Linked DNA regions of Mus musculus: region 1 is linked to region 2. A link is a loop called in an ENCODE intact Hi-C map of the cell type or tissue named here. Cell type or tissue: heart. All regions are shown on one strand. Each heading gives the region's core, and the rest is flanking DNA. Links, peaks and the distances in the headings are about the cores only. Region 1 overlaps Rcan1 (regulator of calcineurin 1). Region 2 has its middle 7.7 kb from the start of Smim34.

What was found. Peaks named below come from ENCODE experiments on the same cell type or tissue, not always from the same donor. Only the 100,000 strongest peaks of a DNase experiment are listed, where the experiment ranks them.
Region 1: it touches region 2 in a loop (3.0-fold over the local background); 9 of 42 quality-filtered maps call a loop at or near these places.

The regions. Positions count from the first base shown.
Region 1 is chr16:92,397,390-92,400,297 of GRCm38, reverse strand. It overlaps Rcan1 (regulator of calcineurin 1), which reads left to right. Exons shown (of 4, transcript NM_001081549.2): 2 at 2,862-2,908. Among named protein-coding and RNA genes, the nearest start is that of Gm29805, 16 kb to the right of the region's middle. In heart, for the core only: a CTCF peak has its summit at 1,576; a DNase peak (open chromatin) is centred at 2,317; H3K4me3 peaks cover 2,500 bases; H3K27ac peaks cover 2,500 bases.
Region 2 is chr16:92,339,435-92,342,342 of GRCm38, reverse strand. No RefSeq gene overlaps it. Among named protein-coding and RNA genes, the nearest start is that of Smim34, 7.7 kb to the right of the region's middle. RefSeq lists enhancers at 328-1,809, 326-1,843. In heart, for the core only: a CTCF peak has its summit at 1,189 (motif pointing left); a DNase peak (open chromatin) is centred at 1,072; H3K4me3 peaks cover 869 bases; H3K27ac peaks cover 2,268 bases.

The sequences.
Region 1 (2,908 bases), core at 171-2,670, 58 kb before region 2:
CTCCCGAGCAGAGGTAATTAGCATAGGGAAAATGACTAAGGTGTTGACGTCACCTCTTTCCAGTAGAAATTTACACTCTGTCCCCGTCTGCCCGAGGGCATGCGGGACCTGACTCAGGAATTTGCTGTCTAAACAGGACGCTCTGGAAGCCAAGCCCTCCCCGCCCCCAGGGGGCTGGCTCTCCGCGGAGCTTTTTAAGCTGCGGCTGGAGAAAGGACCCGTGGTCTCGCTCGTTCTCTTGCAAAGGAACCTCCAGCTTGGGCTTGACTGAGAGAGCGAGTCGTTCGTTAAGCGTCTGCCCCGTGAAAAAGCAGAATGCATTTTAGGGACTTTAGCTACAATTTTAGCTCCCTGATTGCTTGTGTGGCAAACGATGATGTCTTCAGCGAAAGTGAGACCAGGGTAAGCCTTCTGACAAACTGTGATTTCTGAGCATTTTCCAAGCACGAGGCTAATCACAATTAGCCGAAATACTCAGGGGTGGGTGGCTCTCCCCTGGGGGTTTATCAAGTAAGCCCCAGAGTATTTATAGCCTTGAAAATCAGAAGCTGTTGCCTCAAGAATTAACTGGGATTGGATCTGGGGAGAGCGACTTTGAATGCTCCCAGGTTCCTTGCGCGGGAGGTGCGGACATTGTGTGTGGCCATACCGAGCTCTGTGAATTCCGGAGGGAAGCTCCTTCCAGCTCTTGCGCCTGGAGTCCCTCGTGGGAAATGAATACTGTGAATGGATCGCCTGTGTACAGTAATGGCAAGGGTCTGCCTCCAGCTTCCAGGTCTTTCTGAGTAGAGAAAAAAATGGAGACAAAGTAAATATTAGAACTCAGTATAGGGTGAGCGAGCGGCTCTCACCCAAGTGATTATCACGTTAATCACCATGTAACGTGAGAGGTTCCCCATCGGGTGCTACCAAGCCATCTAACTGATCTTTAATAAGAATCATAGATGAATGGATACTGAATATGTTCTGGGTTTTAGTGGGGATGGTGTTTGTGTGCTATGCTTTATATTTAAGACATATTAGGTCCTGTAGAAGGTTTGATTATTGTTAGCTAATTGTGTATGATGTTTGAGAAACTGGGACAGTAGTTCTTGAACTTGATGGTAGAATACACTGTATTCATAGACAAACTACAGACTTGGTATGCTGAGTGTTTTTAGCCTGGTAAGTGAAGCCATTCAATTGTTCCTTAATTACGTAGAGATACGATACGACTGTCACTGCTGGTTACCTACTATTAGAACAAATAAGATTATTTCATGAGTGTGTGGCGGTGTGGATTAGGTAAGAGTGTGTGTTCTCTGGTGCTTTGGCTCTGAGCCCTGACTTGCATTCTAAAAATATTCACCAAAGTCATCTCTCCCAAATTCTGAATCATAACTTCAAAACTACACAGTTAGTCACAGTGCCTATTGATGAGGTCATGTGTAATCTCAGCTTTACCAAGAAGCCCTTAAGCCAGAAACTCACCCAGTGCCCAAGAGAGATGGAAAAGAGACATGGCCCAGCCAGCGACATCCAGGTCAGCCCTGCGTTCTCCACACCCACCTCTGCAGAGCCCCTAGTGGGGACACAGAAGTGCTCCCAGGATGAAGAAAAGCAGGGGAAGTACTGAGAGCAAGGTGGGGAGACCTGCAGGCTCCTTCCTCTGCCTCCTACCTCAGAGAGGAGAGGGCTCATGTGTAGGCCATTATTAGGCCTTTATTCCCAAAGATGGCTGACTCAGGAACCCCATCCCACCCCCACCCCCACCCCTGCTCCCTTCTCCACTTCCCTCCGTTCGTTTCCAGGACAGGCTGTGAACAGTGTACCCTCTTGTGCCTCAGGTGTTCTGTGCTGAGAACACCTCTCAGGATGCAGGATCTCTGCCAGCCGCCTTCTCAACTCCCCTCCTTTCAGAAGTTCCCACAAATGGTCCAGGGTGTTTAGAGAGGAACTCAGAAAGCACCTGGCATGGAAAAGCTCACAGAATCTTCCCAGAGTCCCCAGGAGGTGCAGCCCCTCTTCTCCCCTCCCCACTCACTGTTGCAGGAGAGGGTGGGGCTCCCCAGCCTTTTCCAGGAGGCTGATGAGGTTTTTCCAGAAGCCAAGAGCCAAGCTTGTAATCCCCGAATCTGGGCTTTCCATGCTAAGAGCTCATGATATTTCATAATTCTCAGCAGCCCTTACAACACCAGGGTGAGCCGATCCACCTGCATGAAAGCCACAGCTGGGCAGAGGGCCCATTTGCACCGTGTTCAATCTTAAACCAGTATTCTTTCTTCAGAGAGTTAAAAAGTAACAGACTGAGATAAACCCACCCTGCAGTTCCGGAGAGCTCCCTGTAAGGCCATTGTTCCTTGTTCTTCAGTTTATCTAAAAGCTCTTCCTCTCTCCCCCCCTTCAAGTCTGCCGCAGGGCCTTGGGACCTTAAGAAATCCTGGAAGGACGCAGTCTCCACTCTGGATGAAGTTGGCTAGTGGGTGGAAGTCATGGGATATTAGGCTTAGGATAACAAACACCCTGACTACCTCCTTGGGAAGTCTTGTCCCACGTCAGAAACTTGGGGTGGGGGTTACCAGGTGACTGAGAATCTTAGCTGAGGTGCAGAAAAGTTAGTTGCTCTCCTGGTTAGATGACTGTGGTACACTGAATCCTGCCTTCCATCCTCCTTATAAGCTCATCTGAGTGAGTCTAAATGAGGCTCGTGTGTCTGTCTGTGTGCAAGGCCTCATGACAGACAGCGAAGCCCTTTCCTTAGCAGGGCAGACTGCTCTCTAACACAGACATTCAGCGTCCCTGAAGTGACCGATCACTCACTTCTTCATCAAGGACAGTGACTGAGGACACACTGAATTTTAAACCCTTTTATTATTTTTCAGGCCAAATTTGAATCCCTCTTCAGAACATATGACAAGGACACCACCTT
Region 2 (2,908 bases), core at 188-2,687:
TGTGTTATTGGTGTGTGTGTGTGTGGTATGTATGTGTGAGTGGTTGTGTGAGTGTGTTTGTGTGTGTGTGGTGCGTTTGTGTGTGTAAGAGAGTATGTGGTATAGTGTGTGTGTATGCATGGTGTGTGTGTGTGTGGTATGTGTCTGTGTGGTGTGTGTGTGGTGTATGTATGTGTATGTGTGGTGTGTGTGTGTTTGTGTGTGTGCTCGCAGTTTTTGATTTTTTTTGTTTTGTCTGATTGGAATTTGGGAGGGTTCTTTTTCTTTTCTCTTTTTTTTGAGAGAGAGAAAGCATAAAGTTAGTTGGGTAGGGAGTGAATCTAGGAGATATTGGGGGATGGGAAAGAATATGATAAAACTAAATAATTTACTATAAAAATAATAAAATAGAAAAACTAGAGAAAAACAAAAAGTAGATGAAGCCACAAAGAGGTAGGTTGCAAATGAAAAGAATGCTTTTGTCACTTTGCCCCTTTGAATAATATTTGAGTGGTGGATGTTCACTGTACACGATACTGACTCCCAAGGACTTGTTCACACAACTTTGTGTGACTCCGCACCTCCCCCCCCCCATGCCCTGCTTTTCCCTCCCCTCTGGTCCCCAGACAGCTTTGCAGTTTGCTTCAAGCACACACCCATATCTCTCTAGAATCTAGGAACCACAAGTGAGAGAACCTACAGTATTTGTGTTTCTGAGGCTGATTTGAGTCACTAAACACAAGTACTTCCAGCTGTATCCATTTTCCTGGAAACGACTTAACTTTCCCCTTGAACCTGGACGTGGGTCCCCTCACGACACTTTTGTAATTCAACAGTCTGAACGAGTGTCAGCAAGCAGCTGACAGCCTGAAAAAATGGTCAGATTCCCGTCATCTGAAACTACAGGCCAGGTGGCCTATCTTGCGACAAAAATACTAAGTCAGGCTAAAGGAGATAAGCAAAAGCCCGGAGGGCATGACGACCCAGGGAATGCGCGCATGCTCCGTGTGGACCGGCAGGGTCGGTTCCTTCTTGTGTGTGCCGCCACTGGATGCATAAAATAGGTCTCAATGTGAAAGGGACACAGGCAGAGCAGCTGTCACTGCAAGAGCAGAAGTCCCCATGTCTAATTGAGGCCGGGAACGTAGTGGCCTCGAATCGCACAGATTTCCAGAAATACTGGATTTTTACAGGTGCATTAGGGACGTCTGGATGCGGCTGCCCCCTGGTGGCAATTTCGAGGATATTTCTCTAAGCACAGAGCCCTGAGCTGTTGCTAAGGACTGAGGTGATTCTGAGATTCTAAGAGTCTTTAGCCCCTGTTGTGGGACTGACATTCTCATGAACCCACGGTGCTTAGGAGATAGCACCTACTGTACAGAAAGGGATATACCTTCCCCAGGTGTGGTTTGAGACAATTCCTCCATGCGGAGACCTGGGCGTCATAACTCAGTTTTCTGGAAAGTTTCAGAGGCCCCTTTGTGCTGAAACCCCAGCCCTTTCCCCTTGCAGGGATGACGTCATCGTTCTTCCAATCCCTAGGAAGATAACCTCCTGCGCAGGCCTAAGGACCTCACAGCTCCACAAGGGACCACTGGTGCTCTGCCCAGAGAAAGGGCTCCACAGCAGCGTGGCTCTGGATGACCTGAGCTTTCCTCTCAGCCACTCTAGTCTCGCCAGCGCTGAAATTTTAAGCGCATGTCCCTATGCCTGGCATTTTCACATTTTACATAGTCTTGGGATCAAAATGATGTCCTCACGTTTGTAAGGCGGACACTTTGCTGATTAAGCTGCCTCCCCATCTCCCTCATGGACTCACGCTTTCAAAACATGTCATTCGTCATGTGTGGAAGGCGAGTAAGCAGGAGTGTGGAGGAGGCGCTTCACAGCACCAGGGGCCAGGAAACAGGGCCTATGGAACCTGGGACCTGGGCAACCTTCTAAAGGGCCACCTATTGTCACCTACTCCCACCAGCTAGGCCCCAACCCTCATGGCTGCAGAGCCTCCCACACCAAGGCAAGCATTCAAATGATAACGGGGGTGGGGTGGGGAACCTCTCAAACTCAAACCCTAAGAGGCTTACTTTTGGTATTTCGTGCCTTATAGTCTAGGGCATGTGTCTGCGGTTACATTCCAGAGTCGTGCCTCTGCCTCTCCCCCACCCCAACCCCCGTGCTCTGTGCTCTGCCTAATCACCCCTCCCTATCACCTCACCACCTTTCTCCGTCTTTCCCACAGTGTCACAGTCAGAGTCACACACCACATTGTCTTTTCTGAATTGACTTCAGTCAGCAACTGTGTTACGTTTCCTTTGTCTTCTCATAGCTTGAAAATGCCCTCCCTCCTTTCTTCATTTCCGAAGCTGAATAGTGTTCTATCCTCGGAACGCACCGTGGTCTACGTATTCACTTCCTGCCAGCAGGAGTGCCTTGGTGACTTAAAGCTACGTGAACACGGGACTTCTTGAGAGCAGAGGTTTCAGCTCCTCCTAAGGGCTGCCTTGCCGGGTCACAGAGAACAACATGCTCTGCCTTATAAGAACCATGGCCGTCTTTCTATATGACTGCATGATCACGTATCCACACAAGTGCCAAGTGAGAGTTCCTGCTGCCTGCGCTGCCCGAGGACTCGCTGCTGCCAGCCTTCTGTATTCTGGCCGCTCTGGTACTATGTACCCTGCCACGTGTATTCAGTGAAGTTTTACTGGGATAGCGGCACTCTCCTTTGCATATAATCCAAGTCCAATCCCTGGCAAGCATGAAGAGCTGAGTTGGATGCTAAGCAGTCATGTGGCACCCAGCGTCCACTTCTCCCTCGGGGCAGGGTAGCCGGGCCCAATGAACACCGAGCTGGACTGGAGAGAGGAAAGCTTACCCAGGCGTGGGTGGGAGCGGTGCAGTATGGAAAAGAAAACACTCAGGACAGAGA